2 separate regions of the Mus musculus genome follow, and region 1 is linked to region 2. Evidence: chromatin loops called from intact Hi-C (ENCODE). Cell type or tissue: gastrocnemius. All regions are shown on one strand. Each heading gives the region's core, and the rest is flanking DNA. Links, peaks and the distances in the headings are about the cores only.

Region 1 (9,457 bases), core at 1,079-9,078, 1.0 Mb before region 2:
TTCCTGTTATTTTCTTTTATGAATTTAAAAATATTTACTTAAATATTATTTACATGTACTCAAAAGTATTTCTACTTACAGTATTCTGAATTCTTTTGTATGAGAATGTCTGGATTGTATGTATATAGGTATAGTTCTCCTAGATGAATTGAAATGAATCTTCTCATTATAGTGGTTTTGCATATTAAAGATAAATAGCAGTCCTAAAAGAAACAGAGATTTCTGTAATATCAAGAGTCCAGTAAGCTTTCAAATTTCTCTAGTTGTGTTTTAAGACAGAGCTTCTCTGTGTAGTCGTGGCTGCCCTTGAACTCCTTCTAGATTAGTCTAACCTCAAACTCAGGGATCTACTTGCCTTTCTCCCTCTTATAGAATTAAGGCATATGCCGCCATTGCCTGGCTTAGGTATGATTTTTCTTAGGTATGATTTTTGAAGGAAAGAAGGCACAGACATCATGACCAAGTTACACGGACAACATAAAATTGGGGCTGGCTTACAGGTTCAGTTCATTATCATCATGGTGGGAACATGGCAGCATCCAGGCAGGCATGCTGTAAGAGGAGCTGAGAGTTCTACATTTTCTTTCTTTCTCTCTCTTTCTTTCTTTCTTTCTTTCTTTCTTTCTTTCTTTCTTTCTTTCTTTCTTTCTTTCTTTCTTTCTTTCTTTCTTTCTTTCTTCCTTCCTTCCTTCCTTCCTTCCTTCCTTCCTTCCTTCCTCCCTCCCTCCCTCCCTCCCTCCCTCCCTCCCTCCCTCTCTCTCTCTCTCTCTCTAATGGAACGTTTTTCACCCTTTTTTTTTAAAGACTTATTTATTTTATTTGAGTACATTGTAGTTGTCTTCAGACACACCAGAAGAGCGCATCAGATCCCATTACAGATGATTGTGAGCCACCATGTGGTTGCTGGGAGTTGAACTCAGAACCTTTGGAAGAGGAGTCAGTGCTCTTAACGACTGAGCCATCTCTCGAACCTGAGAGTTCTACATTTTCATCTGAAGGCTAGGAGAAGACTGGCTTCCAGGCAGCTAGGAAGAGGGTCATAAAGCCCAGGTCCACAGTGACACACTTCCTCCAACAAGGCCACACTTTCTAACAGTGCAACTCCCTGGGCCAAGCATATTCAAACCATCACAGATGGTTATACCAATAGATATACCTTGATAATGACAGCCAAAAACCCCTTTGTAGTTGCTAGTGAATTGACACATGTTAATGGTCTATTAAGTTAAAATGTGGTTCCCACAATTAGATGGATTTTAGTGTTGAGGAGTTCAGGGAATCATGTTTAAAGAAAAAAATGTGCAGTGGTGAAATACAACTTTTAAATATAAATGAGGTAACAGGCTAATGATTCACTCTCCTAAAGCAGACAGGTTTTACCTTAGTATACTGTACACGTGACACTCTCTTTTTTTGTTCTATAATGGAAGATAGGTGGGGAATGGCTGGCCTAGGTATTTATTGATGTCATTGTTATCCTTTTATAGTCAAATAACTAATTTGGAACTTGATGGATAATTTTAGTCTTATTTTTGTTTAGTGTTAAATTTTTAAATAAAAAATTCTGTGTTAGAAATTTCTGATAATAGGTATTTATGTTCATTAGGTTCAAGAGTACTAATCTTTAGTCAGATGACAAGAGTATTAGACATTTTGGAAGATTATTGCATGTGGAGAAATTATGAGTACTGCAGGTTGGATGGACAGACACCCCATGATGAGAGACAAGTAAGTATGAAAGGGTGGGAAGTTAAAAAGTGAAGTAAGAACTTTATTTTTTATATTCCATTAGTGTGTACCAATTTAATATATGTTTGTATTGTATTGCATCAGAGTATTTGATTTTTTTTAAAAATATGTATTTTTCTTTTAAAATTTATTTTGTGTGATAGTGTTTTGCCTAAGTGTCTGTCTATCTGTACCTTGTATGTGCCTGGTGGCCAAGGAGGCCAGTGGTGGGCATTGGAACCCTGGGAACTAGAGTAACAACAGATGGTTGTGAGCTGCTACATGGGTGCTGGGGATTGAACTAGGGTCCTCTAGAAGAGCAGCCAGTGCTTTTAACTACTGAGCCATCATATCAGATAAAGACTTATATATCTAGGCTAGTCTGAAATTCAGTGTAGTTGAGTATGATCTTGAACTGCCTCTTCCTGCGTGCTGGGATTGATTATAGGTATGTGCTACCATGTCCTAGATAAAGTAATTTCCTAAGCCAGGCATGATGGTATCAACCTGTAGTCCCAGCTGCTTGTAACTTCAGGAGGAGCGGGTACTTGAGCTAGTGTGGGCAATATAAAAATATCCCACCCACCAGTTTTGGTTATGGTGGAGAGTACCTTTAAATCCAATACTCAGGAGTCAGGAGGAGGTCTACATATCCAGACCAGCTAGGGCTACGTAGATCGTCTTTTGAGAGAGAGAGAGAGAGAGAGAGAGAGAGGAGAGAGAGAGAAGAAAGAGAGGCAGAGGCAGGTGGATTTCTGTGTTCGAGGCCAGCCTGGTCTACAAAGTGAGTTCCAGAATAGCCAGGGCTACACAGAGAAACCCTGTCTCAAAAATACAAAAAACAAACCCTAAGAACCCCTGAAAGAACAAAAAACCAAATACAACAAAAATTTCTAACACTTGTTATTTTATTTCCATAGGACTCCATCAATGCATACAATGAACCAAATAGCACAAAGTTTGTATTTATGCTAAGCACACGTGCTGGTGGTCTGGGCATCAATCTTGCAACTGCTGATGTAGTCATTTTATATGACTCAGATTGGAATCCGCAAGTTGATCTTCAGGCTATGGTAAGAGATGAACAAGTAAATACTGTGTGTGCTTAATAGATGTGTTCATTTTATAAATATCCTGATTTTACCTACTAGAACTTTCTTTTAATTTTAAAAAATTTAGTTATTTAGAAAGTATGTCAACACATTTCTGCCTAATGTATAAGTGGAGGCCAGAGGACAACTCGGGAATTCTCTTTCCATTATCTGTTTTCCAGGAATTTACTCAGGTCATTGGGCTTGGGCAGCAAGTTCTTTACTTAATCATCATCTCAGCTCACAGTCGTCTTTATTTTTAAAAGCTATATAGTATTTTAATCTTTTATTTTGGTCATATACATCTCCCATTGCCCCTGCCTGCTCTTCTTAGATTCATCCTAATACATCTCTCCTTTCTCAAACCCTCCTTGATCCCCCCCAAAAGGAATCAAATGATTTTAATTATTGCGCGCGCGCGCGCGCGCGCACACACACACACACACACACACACACACACACACACACACACACGAAAAAAAAAAGTTCATCCCATAACAAATATAACAGCACTTGGGAGGCAAAGGCAGGTGGATTTCTGAGTTCGAGGCCAACCTGGTCTACAAAGTGAGTTCCAGGACAGCCAGAGCTACACAGAGAAACCCTGTCTCAAAACAAACAAACAAACAAACAAACACCGATCCCCCCCCAAAGTCCCCCCTAAAAGAACAAAAAACCAAATATAACAAAAATTATAGGCCATATATATATGGCCTTCTACTGGAGCAAGGGCAATTTATCAGTGGTTATACCTAAAGAAAAAAGATTCTCCCTTCACCCAGTAGCAGTTACCCGCCAGGAACTCCTTGACAGGGAAATGGGTCTCAACAGCTGGAATTTTGGTGGGCTTGATTTTGTGCAAGTAACCACAACTGCTGTGGGTCAGTGCCTACAATAGGCATGTTATATATTCCTCTCCAGTCTCTGGCTCTTAGATTCTTTCTCCCACCATTTTCTCTCACCTCTTTTGATGTGTTAAAGAACCTTTTGAATGTGGTGGGAGGTTGATGAAGATGTCTCATTTCAAGTTGAGTTCTCACTGTCACTTAATAGAATTTTATTTCTTTTGATCTAATAGGTCTGTAAAAGTATTTTGAATACTCTGGTGAATGAGCTTGTCAGTAAATGTGTGTAGTTGTGTTTTAAGAGAAAGGGGAAATCAGTTTGTAAGTTGGTAGTTCATCTGCCACTTGGGATGCCTAAAATTTATGCCCATTTTGAGAGTGTCCGGCCAAATGAGGAAATTGATTTTAAAGCTGAAAAAATTCAGGATCTACAAACTAATGTGGATTGTACAAATTCTGACTGTTGACTTAAAGTATTGGGTGTTTTTAAGTGCAATTTCAAATTATCTGCACTAGTCACTTTCTTTTTTTCCTTTTTTTTTTAAAATTAAGGCATTTTTTAATTAGATATTCTCTTATTTACATTTCGAATGCTATCCCCAAAGCCCCCTCTACCCTTTCCCCCCCTGCTCCCCAACCCACCCACCCCCGCTTCCTGGCCCTGTACTGGGGCATATGATCTTCTCAATACCAAGGGCCTCTCCTCCCATTCAAGACTAGGCCATTGTCTGCTACATATGCAACTAGAGGCACAGCTCTGGGGAGCACTGCTTAGTTCATATTGTTGTTCCTCCTATAGACTTTTTCTTACACTCTTTGTAAGGATGGTTAAGGGAAACTGATAAACTATTAGAATTAAGGTGTTTTAAAAAACTTATTTAATGTACGACTGTTCTGCTGCATGTGCACCCACCTGCCAGAAGTGGGCATCTAATCCCTATGTGGTTGCTGGGAATTGAAATGGGAACCTTTTAAAAGCAGCCAGTACTCTTAACCACTGAGCCATCTGACCAACTCCATAAATAAGGTGTTTTGTTGGTGGAACATAGTTTGAATTTACCAGAAGTTAAACAGAATTAACATTCAAAATAATTTGATTGAGTAATCTTTGAATGTGATTTTTATATCATTTGTGAAGGACATTTTTTATGGTTTTTATTTCCCTAATGAGTGACAAGATTTTATTAATTTGATGAAGAACAAGATTTTGAAACTAAAATCAAGAGAAAGAAATGATTATCCAACTGATATGTTACAGTTTTGCCTGTTAGATAGTATCATATTTTTGTTACTCATGCAGTTGGCTTTGTCTATTAAAAAACTATGATTTTCTTTAGTTTTAGGAAGCTTTCCTTGTGTTTAATTTGATTAAATCTGAGAATTTAAGAACTATTTATGTAACATGAATCCATAGTATAGGTGTTATATTTAAAGAGTATTTTAATTTTGCTTCTCAGTGTACATGTTTCTTTATTCACTTTTTAATTATATTCAAAGTAACATGGTAATTTAATTCTAGGACCGTGCCCATAGAATTGGACAAACGAAGACTGTCCGAGTGTTTCGCTTTATAACTGATAACACTGTGGAAGAAAGAATAGTGGAACGTGCTGAGATGAAACTTAGACTGGATTCGATAGTAATTCAACAAGGTGAGACCTAGAACTTTAAATAATTCCCTAAGTTGCATATTTCAGTCTGATGCCCTAGGGGAGATTTTTAAGCACCTGGAGTCCAGCTAACAGCCAAGAAAGAAAGTTTATATTCCGGATATTTTAAGCTTTAACTTTGTCACTAAGTTAATGAGTTTTGAACTTCATAATTCACTTAAGTGGAAATAAAAGTAATACTTAGCTTTTAAAAATTAGTGGGATAATATATAAAATATATGACATTCAGCATAGCATATATTAAATTGAATTGTGGTGATTTATAAGCACTGAGGATACTGAACAAAAAGTATATTACTTTTTTCTTTTTTTTTTGGTTTTTTGAGACAGGGTTTCTCTGTATAGCCCTGGCTGTCCTGGAACTCACTCTGTAGACCAGGCTGGCCTCAAACTCAGAAATCCGCCTGCCTCTGCCTCCCAAGTGCTGGGATTAAAGGCGTGCGCCACCACCACCCGGCTACTTTTTTCTTATCCCGAACTATTTACTAAGTGATGACTGTCAGATGCTAGGTAGGCATTGGGTGGACCAAAGTTACTATTTTGAAGGAACTTTAGAATTTAGTAGGAAGGAAACTCTTGACTATAGCTGTAGAACTTTATTTGGCACTTTATTTGGCTCAGTTGAAGGAAACTTCAAGTTCTTGTACCAGATCAACTTTTAGATGACATTTTTTGCTTATATTTGTGAAAACACAAATTAAGATTGGCTAAATTCCTACCAGTTGATCAAACTAAATTTTCAAAAGCTTTTGAGTTTATTATATCTAGATATTTTCTTTTGTTATTTTAAAAATCAATCAATCAATCAATGAATTTAGCTTTGCAGTGGTGGTGTACGCCTTTAACCCCAGCACTTGGGAGGCAGAGGCAGACAGATTTCTGAGTTTGAGGCCAGTCTGATCTACAGAGTCGTTCCAGCTAGGGTTACACAGAGAAACCCTGTCTCGGGAAGGAAAAAAAAAAATCAATAAATTAATTGAAATGGTCTTATTGTGTAGCCCTGACTGGTTTAGAATTTGATAAGTGGACTGGGCTGACCTTCAACTCATATACTGCCTCTGCTTTTCCAATATTGGGGTTAAAGGCATCTGTTCTTATATAAAATCTAAACATAATGGGAAAGATAATCAATAACATCACTATGATAGGAAGGATTTCTTATAAGGTTTAGATATGTTAAAATTTGTGAGGTTTTCTCTCAACTTTTCTTTTCCCCTTCCCCTTCCCCTTCCCCTTCCCCTTCCCCTTCCCCTTCCCCTTCCCCTTCCCCTTCCCCTTCCCCTGTTTGTTTGCCATTGAGTCAGGGTCTCACTATATATAGCTGTGGCTGTCCTGTAACTCACTATATAGTTCATGAAGGTTGGCCTTGAGCTCACAGATAAATGCCTGCTTCTGTGTCTTGAGTTCTGGGATTAAATGTGTCTGCTATTGCGCTCAGCTACTTGATTTTCAAATATCTCAAATACTGTATTCTTCATAAAACATTTTAATGAGCCAATATACAATAGGTAATATATAATGTGTTAGCTTTAGAAATATTTAAAAACTTACACAGCTGAAAATATGGCATTAAATTTAACACTCAGTGAGTTTGATCATTTGTAAATTAACAGTAAACAGAAATGGGTAAATTTTCTAATTTTTTAAGTTTACAGTAAAATAAATTCAGATTAATATAATGTTGTGTGTAAAGTTAAAAACACGCTACCTCCTTTTCTCTCAACTAGGTTTGCCAAGCTGCCAACAACTGCCTGTCTTTTCTTTCCCCTCTTGCCCACTTTAGCTCCATGGATAGAAAACATATAATACAATTGCTAGGCTCTTATCAGCAAATCTATTTCGGCCAACCACCTGTCAGGGCGCTGGTTCTGGCTGCCCTAAGACCTTACATGGCTCTTGCATCCTCCTCCTTCCAAAGCCTGGCCAAAGACATCCTCCTGCCCTGTGTCCTTTCTCTGCCTCTTAGGACACAGAAATCCCACCTTTTTCCTTTTGTCCAGCATTCCGCCTTCTTTATTGACACAATCAAGAACCAATTAGGGAATCCGATTTTCGTTTACTCTCTTCCCCCTACAATATAATACAAGACAATCCTTTTTTTCCCCCCCAGGGAGGCTTGTAGATCAGAACCTGAACAAAATTGGGAAAGATGAAATGCTTCAAATGATTCGACATGGTGCTACACATGTGTTTGCTTCAAAAGAAAGTGAAATCACTGATGAGGATATTGATGGTATTTTAGAAAGAGGTGCAAAGAAGGTGAGATGCATAGTAAATGATAGTGTTTTGTAACAAATAGTTTATGAAGAAACTGACGACCTGACATGGTTAAGGAGGTTTTTTAATTGTAGATATGAGAGAGAGAACAGCCAGCGGCATCTGGAGGAGTCCAGAGCAGAGAAAGAAGTAGACGGAACATGATCAGCACAGCATATGTGGCCAGGCTGGAGAAGCAGCAGAGGGTAGAGAAATAGTAAAAATAGCAGGAACAATGGGGAGAATAGTGAAACTAGCCAGGCTGTAGCAGGATGAACAGTTGGCAGGGGAAGCCCAAGAGCTAGATGAGGTTTAGGTAAGGGACTAGGATGGTAGTGTAGCAGCATGGACTTTGAAATGGATAACAGGTACTCATGGTACTGGGGGAGCTTGGAGGCCAGCATGGGCTTTGATAGATAGGTGGATAGGTGCCAATGGTAGAGAGGCTGCCAGCGGCAAGGACAATGACTCCCTTTGGGAGGCAACTGGCTTGACAAGTTTCTGAGGAATACTGGCTTTGATCTAGCTGCCAAGGCTCCTCCTATAGTCCAGGCTGATGTAGTTTCTAGATATTTGGACTGCCTTTGGATTTGAGGAATTAAGAGTTTCCTTTGAATCTGACAGTTCAGTCCAAAACTATTTGAGAAAAATATTTCCTCTGTGAATCACCAGTTTCTTTTCTATATAAAAAAAAACGTGTTTGTATAAAGGAGTCTTTTTTTTTTTTTAAACTTATTTTTTTGTGTATGGGTGCTTGCCTGTGCATCACGAGTGTGCCTGTTGCCCAATGAGGCCAGAAGAGGGCACTAAATCCCTTGGAACTGGAGTTAAATAGAGTTGTGAGTTGCCTTGTGAATTGAACCAGGTTATCTGGAAGAACAAGTGTTCTTAACTCGTGAGCCATCTTTCTAGTTTTATTTTGACTACAGGTCTTAAGATTATTTTGCTCTCAATTTAAGAAGACTTTTTTTTTTTCTATGTAGACTGCAGAAATGAACGAAAAGCTCTCCAAGATGGGTGAAAGTTCACTTAGAAACTTTACGATGGACACAGAGTCCAGTGTTTATAACTTTGAAGGAGAAGACTATAGAGAAAAACAAAAGGTACTTATTTTAGAATGAAGTTTTACTGAAAACTTGGAATCCTGTGTTAGTTTATCCACATCTTAGGTTTTTCATAGTCTATTGTTGTAGTTTGCAATCTCTGATTTATTTTTTCCCTTGCTTATTTACTTATGGTGTGTGTGTGTGTGTGTGTGTGTGTGTGTGTGTGTGATATCTTAATATGGCCCTGGGTGGCTTTCCTTGATTCATATCTGAGGCTGCCTTGAACTCTTGTAATCCCTTGTTTCTAGGTCCGTCCTTAGTGTTGCCATTATGGATGTGTACCTCTAAGCTAGTTTTGGAGTATTTTTAATTTATACAGTAAAGTTCACTGTATACTATTACTGAAAGTATTCTTGTAGAGTGTGTCATTTGGAATATTTGAAAGTAAACTAAATGGCAATAAAAAGGCCACAGGCTATTTTTCTTGGAACTTGAATTAATTGGTAATTAAAATGGTTTAGTTTTAGTAGATGTATTTGCTACTATAGAAATTGTCAAATGCTGTATAGAAGAAATACTTGTCATTTTTCTTATCATTTAGATAAGTATTGAACATAGTTTTTTAAACAAAATTATGTCTAATTTTTCTACTTATTTGGGTTGTAGCATAAATTCTGTAGTATTTATTGTGTATTAATTACATAGTACTAAAAATACCATAGTCTGCACCTTTGTAGAATTTTTAGTTTGGTACTTCATCATTATATTTTTATTTATAAGTCACTATAGATAATTTATTGCTGTGTATAATGAAATTAATG
Region 2 (9,457 bases), core at 945-8,944:
CCATATTTGAGACTTTAGTAGAAGTGAAGTCCAGCAGATCCCTAAAGCCCACTGGCCTGCCAGCCTAACACAGTCTATGAGCACATTCAGTAGAAGGTCCTGTCTTAAAAGCTAAGTGGACAGTAATTGAGGAAGACACTCTGGCACCAACACACACACACAAAACCCAACCGATACAGTCTTTATAGTTGGTGCCTAAGTATCTGGATTTTAGGGTTTCGGTTTTAATTTTGTTTTGAGACAGCTTGTCGTCCTATAGCCCAAGCTGGCCTCAAATTAGGTATCCAAGGACAACCTTGAATTTCTCAGCCCACTACCTAGGCTTGGATTACACAGTGCTGAGGATCAAACCCAGGGCTTTGTGTGTGCTAGGCAAGCACTCTAACAACTGAGCTACATCCCCAGCCCTACATATTTAGACTCCAGAGTCTTCTGTTGAGCAACCAAGGACAACCTAAAACAACTTCTCCAGTGAGTGCAGGGAAATAGCAATACAAAGTGTCCATTGCTGCAGTGCATACTCATTTGTTGGATACAAAGGACATTATCCACATTTTACTAATATGCCAAACTGGAATTATGAGGAAGGTGGATTACAATGAACAGGGCAGGCAGAACAGGAAAATTAGAAAGTATTTGACAAGACTTTAGAACTTTAAATAATAGGTCTGATTAATTTGCAGACAATGATAGAAAGTTTGTTTTGACTGATACCCATTAGGCTTTCTAAAAATGAATTTATATAATCCATAAATATGTATCTGTTGTAAAGGAACACAAAGTATATGGAATAAAATCTCCCTTTATCAGTTTCTGAGCTTACCGGTGTGTGGTCATTCTTTCCTTCACTATGTACTTAATCTTGTTATGGGAATATACTAAAATATATTTGTGAATATTACAGATACAAAGTTCATCCACCTTAATGCTAATGACAATATGTGAATAAGAGTATTTTTGTGCAAATGAAATTTGAAAATACAAAATCAGATATTAAACTTTTTTTGACTTCTTTGAGACAGGTTTCTTTATAGATTGGCTGTCCTGGACTTAAGAGACCCACCTGCCTCTGCCTCCTGAGTGCTGGGGTAGAATGCACGTGCCACCACTGCCCAGCCAGATACTAAAACTTTGACATAGCAGTAGGAAGGCCTATGCTGCTAACAGGAGTTTGTCAAAGTGCAGAGTTTGGCTATCAAAAAGAGTACCACTGGAAATCTGTAATACTGAATGAACAAAGTCAAGTTGCAAAATAATTGCATAACTAGCTTTATCTGAAAACACTACAACATTAAAGCAAGATTAATATTAGGACAATTTGGTCAAAGTACAGGAAGAGCATATTTTTATTTTTACTTTGTGTGCATTGGTGTTTTGCCTGCTAGAAGGATGCCAGAAACCTTGGAACTAGAATACAGGCAGTTGTGAGCTGCCATGTGGATGCTGGGAATTGAACCCAAGTACTCTGGAAAAGCAGCCACCTACTGCTCTTGCAGAAGACCCAAGTTTGGTCCCAGCACCCACCAATGGTAGCTCATAACAGTCCCTAACTGCAGGCCTCTGTGGTGACCCATCCCCCAATACAAAATTTTACAAGAACCAAAGGGACAGTTAAAGATTCTATGTCACATCTCATTGTTTATCCCATCCATTTCGGGGGGAAAAGTTTGGCACAGACTGCAACCAGCCACAAGCCATGTTTTTTAAAAACAAAATCTCAAATCACTCAATTTTACCAATTAAGCCTGCTAGCTAAAATAGGGGGGAAAAGCAACCAGCTGACCTTCCTTCACAGTGCAAGTCCTAGAAGGAATGCCCACCTACTTCAAACTAAGTATCCCTCCCTTCTTCCTGTGTCTTATCTTCCTGACTCCTCCTTACTCTCTGGCTTTTTCTTAATAATCTTATGTTCACTTCCTGTTACAGGTTGCTTGCCCTGCCTCTTGATCTATGGTTAACTTTAATCCTGTTTACAACATTCAAGCAGAAAGCTCTTAGATTAAAGGTGTGGGCTGAGCCACACCACAACTAAAGACAGTTTTTATTTTTCCCAGTAAATAACACACTCTCAGGGTTCGCTGTGTGACTGAATATCCTGCAACACAAACAAGTTTTGCTCACCCCCATCTGGCTTCTCTATTAACCTGGACAATCCCCTAGCACACAACTGATTGGGAAATGCACTCCTTCCTCCCTACCCTCACTTCATCTGGATAGCTCAATCAAGTCAACTCATTCTCAGAAGACCTACATAGTAGGGCTGAAGAGATAGCTCGGTGGCAGAGCGCAAAGCTATATGGCTGCTATTGTAGCCGCTTTCTAAAATACACATATGAAAATAATGTGAATACAGTCACCTTATGAGACAATGCTCCTACTAGACATGCCACCAAGTAAACCTCAAGTGCCAGGAAAACAATGTCTTGAGCTATTGGCCAAAGGGTTCCCATAAACTGGGCAGTGATGGTGCAGGTTTTCAATGCCAGCACTTGGGAGGCAGAGCTCTATGAATTCAAGGCCAGACTGGTCTACAGAGCAAGTTGAAGGGCAACCAAGGCTAAACAGAGAAACACTGTCTCAAAAAATAATCAAAAACCAAAGGGGTCCCCATATATACCCCTACCAAACATCACAGGCTATTGCTATTGGCTATTCTGTACATGAGGGAAAAAAGGGCTCTATTGCTGATAGCACCTGTAAAAGGAACATGCAGAAAGTGAGTTGGTGCCCAGCTATAAGCTTCACCCCTACTGACTAGTGTTCTGGGTGCTGGAAGGTACTCTGCATTACCATCAGAGAAGAGTAGCATCATCAGCTGCAAACCCAACAACCTCCAACAGGGACCACCTGTAAAGTGACTGGTACAGTAGGGGAACAAATGTTATGGGAGTAACCATTTGTTTTATTTGCGTGTGTATTCACACACATATGCCATTGCAGGAATTCCTTTCACCATGCAGATCCCAGGAATTGAACTCAGCTCAATTTAAGGCTCAGCAGCATATATTCTTTCTCTAAGCCATCTACCACATTTTGGTTACAGTTAAAGTCTACTCCATGAGGAATCCATACGTGGCACTGCAAAAGCAAAGAACTGAGAGTTGACAGATCATGAGACCTAGGGAGAAACTTGGTTATTCTACTAAAGGAAAAAAGCAGTAAAACAACTAATAACCTAATGCTACAGATCCCTGCGTTGCTCCACCCCTTGTGGGGCTTTTCCCAGTGGATAACTAGGGGACACTCCACAACTGGTCAATGTGCAGAGACTCTGGAGCACTCATTAGGTATTGACCCCTGCTGGGAAAGGGAAAGTGTCATCTCCAATACTGTGCCACTGGTCTATCAACCACATGCCAGGCAGGGACATTTTTGTGTTACTGCAGCTCTTAATTTTTTTCCGTTTTTGTTTGGAACAAGAATTTGGGTGAGTGGGGATATAGGGAGGACCTGCATTAAACTGGAAAGAATATTACCAAAATATATTGGATGAAAAATGAATTTGACCGACCGGCTCCCTGGAGGGCGGCGCCGACGCCCGGGGTGGGGACTGCGCGGGCGGCCGCGGGCGGAGCACAGAGAGGCGCGGAGGAGCGCGGCAGGTCGAGCGCCGGGAGCGAGGTGGCTCAGACATGGACCGCGGCGAGCAAGGTCTGCTGAAGACAGAGCCAGTGGCCGAGGAAGGAGAGGATGCTGTTACCATGCTCAGTGCTCCAGAGACGCTGACGGAAGAGGAGCAAGAGGAGCTGGGGCGGGAGCTTACTAAAGTGGAAGAAGAAATCCAGACTCTGTCCCAAGTATTGGCCGCAAAAGAGAAGCGTCTCGCTGAGCTCAAGCGGAAGCTTGGCATCTCCTCGCTTCAGGAGTTCAAGCAGAACATTGCCAAAGGGTGGCAAAGACGTGACGGCAACCAATGCATACAAGAAGACATCTGAAACTCTATCGCAAGCTGGACAGAAGGCCTCCGCTGCATTTTCATCGGTTGGCTCAGTTATCACCAAAAAGCTGGAAGACGTGAAAAACTCCCCAACTTTCAAGTCATTTGAAGAAAAAGTTGAAAATTTAAAGTCTAAAGTAGGAGGAGCCAAGCCTGCTGGCGGCGATTTTGGAGAAGTCCTGAATTCCACAGCCAACGCTACCAGTGCCATGACCACAAAGCCTCCTCCAGAACAGACAGCCCCAGAGCTGCCGACCTGTGTCCTGCTGCCCACTGCAGGTGCTGCCGGCGACAGCCAAGCACATCTTGACAACGCTCATGGCTGCGGATTTCCACCAGATGTGCTTTTATTTAGCTTTACTTATTTCTTTGACCAAATAGTTGATGAATGAAACAAAGTGAAATCACTTGACCTCCACTCCAGGGAAACACTGTTAGCATGCATGGAAGGCCCTTTGTATAGGAAACAGCATCATAGAGCCTCTGGTAGATCCCTGCAGGCAACTACTGTGTTTCTCCTTAAAATCACTGTACATCTGGATTCTAGTTTTATCTTTCTTTACTATCTACATGAATCATTGTTTTTGGGTCTCTGTACACTTAATCAATTTCTAACAAACTGTCCTTTTCTAAATTCTGGTTATTAAGTCTTGGAATTATTTCATTCCTTTCAAAGGAGAAACTACCAGCTACATTTTTTTTCTCGGATAAACAGTTCTATGAGGACCATATCTTGGGTTTCTAAAGACACCAGACTAAAGTAGACAGGTGTGTATGCAGTTCTACAGTTCTGTAAATTAAAAACATGCAGACACTCAAACTTCCAGTGGGGAGAGTGTGGGTCCTGCTCCTGCCTTGGTAACTGTCATTTGTAGCTACATCTATTTGAGCATATCAGTTATTTATTATACCATTCTCACACATTTTTTTTACAAGATTAAAATTTAATTTCAGGTAAATTGAGAGAATAACATTGTGAGTTAAGTATATGATATTACAGTAAGTTGGAATGTTCCCACATTCATCACTGATAATTCCAAAAGTCTAAAAATCTTTAGGTCTATACAGCTATAAAAATGCTAAAAAAAAAAAAAAATTCACCTTAGGGGAAATTACTGCCTCCATTAAATCCATTTAACACCTTTAGGAAGCACAGAAAGTTCTATGAGAAATACAACTTGAATATTTCTTATACTAAGGGATTGTTGATAACTCCGAAGGCTGTGAGGCGTTACTACGACTGAGCTTACAGGCAGTTCCTGTTCTCAGTGTGTTAGTGCCTGAGCTGTACTGTATGTAGATTTGTTCCCACTCTAACAACTGTCGGGGCTGTGAGTCAAAGCTTCCCAGTGGCTCTGCTAAGCCCGTTAACTGTGGTCACTCCTGACTCACTCCTGCTTCCTTTGCTGTATATGTTTATGGCCTATGAGATTGTATCTGTTACTTCTTTCTCTATTGTGGTTTTACCAGTGTCCATGCCAAATGTTAACTGCCAAGCTTGGAGTGAACTAAAGCCTTTTTCAGAGCATGGCTAGATTTAATCGAGGTTTCTGCAAACCAGAATTGAAAAGCCACAGTGTCGGTTGTCACAAAATGACATGCTGCCATTCCTGGTTGCTGCTCGGATGCAATGGAAACTATGCTTGATTACATGTGAAAATCATAATAAAGTCTGTGTCTCAGTAAAAAAAAAAAAAAAAAAAAAAGAATTTATATGACTGTGCACATGGCACACGCCACCCCCCCACCCCCCCTCCCCCACACAAGTGTATCATTAGGTCAGATGCACAGGACTTGAATTCCTGCACTGAGGCAGAGAGGCAGGTGAAATTTGAGTTTCAGGCAAGCCAGGGATATAAACTGTAAAGCACAAAGCACAATGCTTGCTTTGTAGCAAGTGCCCATGTCAGGCTGACTTACTTGCCTTTAATTCCACCTCTAGGAAAATGGCCTCAAAGGGCACCTGCACTCATGCAGTCATTCACATACATAGTCTTTAAGAAAAAAATTAATCTGAAAAAAGAAAACCCTCATATAGCTTGCTGCCTATACATCAAGTATTTGCCCTGAATAAGTGTTATTTTCAGTTCTACTTCTGAAAAAAACAGTTCCCTAAAAAAGTTCATAATTAGCAAAATGACTATTCTTGAGTAAAATTACTTAATAATGAACATGCACTTAAGAATTTTTTTTCAGGGCCAGGGATATAATTCAAAATAGACCACCTGCCTAAAATGTGCAGTTTGCATTTTACTTCCCAGGACTGCAAAATGCAAACAGGGTTCAAAGTACTTCAGTTAATCTGATAACATTATTTCTGTTTCCAATTTGTTCAGTCTTTAGAAAACACCTTCCTGAACTTTTGGGGACTGGGGACGCGCACACACACACACACACACACACACACATACACACACACACAGCCTGGGTCTTCTGCATCCCTCTTGAGTGTACTGAAAGGGATGGGGCGCACACACACACACACACACACACACACACACATACACACACACATACACACACACACAGCCTGGGTCTTCTGCATCCCTCTTGAGTGTACTGAAAGGGATGGGGCATACATAGCCTTTCTCGTCCAGCCACTTACACTGCCGGTACATACGCCGCCACTGACGAGCTCCATCAACTGCTCTAACCTTTGCAGTGCAGAACATAAAAGGGAACCAGCACTAATAAGGTATGAATCCCACTTTCAGTTGCCTCTACTGTAAGTATCTTCCAGCATGAAACATACATGGAAACCATGTCATTTTCAAGAGTTTACTAAGATTCATCCTCAGATTTACATATGATATATTGGGTTACCCAAAGACCAAAGAATCCCAAGCAGACTCGACAAACAGAATTTAATATATGCACACGGTTGTATATATAATGCAGCATCACACCATGTAGGGCATTGACTTGTTTTATACATTCAGATCGTTTGAAACACTTCTTAAGGCTACGAAACAGAACATAGAAAAATAAACAGCAATATATTCAACACTTACAAAAGTGGTATGATAAAGAATATAAAGTACTATTCCTTTCAACACTTCAAAAGATATGTATAGATATGTATATATGTTTGTACAAGTAACATCACAAAGATCACATCTTCACATGCTTATAAGTATTATTGTACTCAGTGTAAGGCTAGGATCATTTTTCATACATAAATTTTTTCTAGCTTTGTAACAATGCAATCTTTTTAAACCATTCAAGTAAATTCAACCCCAAAGCTGCTGCTTCTCAGCATTAAGACATGCACCCACCCCTCTTACAGGATTCTCTAAACTTATAATTTTAGGGAAAGGGGAAACAAAAAAAACAAAACAACAAAAAACAAACAAACAAAAAGTCCCAATTATCAGGAGAGCCAATGGCTGACATTAAGCAGGAAAATCTTAGCTCTTTCAAATCAATATGCTCAATCAAGTGAGTCACTGTGAAAGATTTTTAAAAAGCATAAAATAGGGAGCAAAATACAGTAAACAGAAAATAGTATAGCTTCCTCTTCAGCTACACTAGAATGGACCTTGCCAAGTACCCTAACTGAAAGAAAACCTTCACCTCATCTAAAACTGAAAATAAAGTAAATGAGGCAAAATAAATATTGCTAGTTTCCAGGATGGCTGAGTATTCTCTAAACCAGAAACGTTTAGAAAGGAACTGTATTGCACCAAGTCAATCACAAGCAAGTTTGCAGTTCACAGGTATTTTAGTTTACCCTTGGGCCAAAGAAAACAACACACTCCAAGAATAGTTTGCATCACATCAACTGTCTCAGCACAGTGGGTTGCGGAAAACCTACTCCTGTCAGGCTGAGGCAGGTATGAACCCTACCATGAAACAGACTTACAGGAAACATGAGGGTCACAAGCTGCCAGCATTCTGCTGCCAAGGAGTGCGTGGGACAATGGAGGATGTCTGAGAGGAATAACTTGAACAGCAAGAACACTGAAAGGAGCAGAGGTGGGGCCCACTCCAACTACAGCACCTATGCTAAACACACGCTAAACACAAGCTTTGGTCAGTGCAAGCGTTTGTTCAGAATATAGCCCGTCATCAAGATTTATCATGTGCCAATACAAAGGACTTTTTCCAGCTGTCATTTTTCTTTCTTTTTTCGTGCAGAAAGAGGTCAAAATACAGTATGACAGCTCATATGAAGGAAAAAGCTTGCTTGGCCCTAGTCCGACCTCAGAATAAGGCAAAATCTTCTGATACCTAAAGAAAGAAAACTGACTTTCATACAAAGATTGATCATTTTAAAACTATAAAAGTCAGAGTTCTATACCAGAGGTCAAAACAAAGTGCCACAGGCTACAATTCTTTCATCACTGATCCATCATGCCCTGCAGGTCAGGTAGGAAAACAGAAGTTGATTGGCTTCCCTCAGGAGCTATAGTAAGTACTGTCAAGCCACTAAGGTAAGACAGAATGACCATGAGGACACCAAGCGCTATTCTTCCCTGTCCAATCTTTCAACATTTCCCAAATCAGTAACACAAAAGACACTGGAAAAAGCTACTTCTTTTGAGCTCCTGAGACCAAACATATCAAACCTCTAAAATCTGGCTTTAATATCAAAAGGCGATTTCCATAGTAAAACTATTAGATAAAACCAATTCTACATAAAAAGCACGGACTAAACAGAAGATTCTCTACAGTTCTTATCCATAATTCAGCCACTGATACTGAACACTGGCAGAGCAGAACCTTTACAACCACTCTAGCTTAGAAGCAGACAACAAATTCCTTTCTTCCTTTCAATGGGTTCTCATTTTTTTTCTTCACATCCCATGCTATAAATTTTGTACCTAGCACCATCATAATAAAATGTTTATCTTTCAAAGTGCTCTCTCTAAAACTCTACATTACAAAATTTCTAAATGCTAATCACTACTCAAATCAGCAGTTCCACAGACGCGAGGGTAATTAAAATAGCACAGAGGTAAATACCATCATTACAGTACAGTGGACTTCATGAGCCTAGCTGACAGCCAAACACCCCAAATTATCAGAGGACCCAGAACACTTGTCTGCTTCAGTTTGTCAAATTCAAGTGAATTGTATTTGCTTTTGAAAGTAATCTGCCCCCAAAACAAAAGCCACATCTATTTCTGGCTAGGTATATCACACACAACATGCAAAGAAAAATCACCACTACACTACTTACTATTTGCATAGCACTCAAGCTGCCTGATCACAAGGTAATTGCAACATAAAAAAGGGAGATTTCTCACATTGATATGTACAAATAAGAAATACAGAGTACAGTTAGTTTTACAAAGTGACACAGATGAGAGAATACTGTGCTAACTGGTCTGAGTCCAACCTCCAAATGAGAACAGAGTGCAACATGCAAAGGGCGCCTCTAGTGAATACTGCAGACTGGAAGAAGCAGGACTACACACAGCACTGACGGGAAGAACTACAAAATGCAAAGCAAAACCACGTTCTAGCAGCATCCTCTAGAGAAGAACTACAAGTCACAATCAGTTCTTTTTATACAGT

What was found. Hi-C counts contacts between places; a loop is a spot of excess contacts. Peaks named below come from ENCODE experiments on the same cell type or tissue, not always from the same donor. Only the 100,000 strongest peaks of a DNase experiment are listed, where the experiment ranks them.
Region 1: it touches region 2 in a loop (4-fold over the local background); 15 of 42 quality-filtered maps call a loop at or near these places.

Annotation. Positions count from the first base shown.
Region 1 is chr8:80,709,793-80,719,249 of GRCm38, reverse strand. Smarca5 (SWI/SNF related, matrix associated, actin dependent regulator of chromatin, subfamily a, member 5) reads left to right here. Exons shown (of 24, transcript NM_053124.2): 12 at 1,607-1,728; 13 at 2,649-2,801; 14 at 5,184-5,316; 15 at 7,445-7,593; 16 at 8,574-8,693. Among named protein-coding and RNA genes, the nearest start is that of Smarca5, 25 kb to the left of the region's middle. In gastrocnemius, for the core only: CTCF peaks have their summits at 4,588 and 8,388 (motif pointing right); a DNase peak (open chromatin) is centred at 8,016.
Region 2 is chr8:79,675,000-79,684,456 of GRCm38, reverse strand. It overlaps Otud4 (OTU domain containing 4), which reads right to left. Exons shown (of 21, transcript NM_001256033.1): 21 at 6,702-9,457. It overlaps Abce1 (ATP-binding cassette, sub-family E (OABP), member 1), which reads left to right. Exons shown (of 18, transcript NM_015751.2): 18 at 1-1,015. It also overlaps the pseudogene Tpd52-ps. Among named protein-coding and RNA genes, the nearest start is that of Abce1, 32 kb to the left of the region's middle. In gastrocnemius, for the core only: no CTCF peak of the experiment used is centred there; DNase peaks (open chromatin) are centred at 3,696, 4,157 and 7,843; H3K4me3 peaks cover 1,141 bases; H3K27ac peaks cover 569 bases.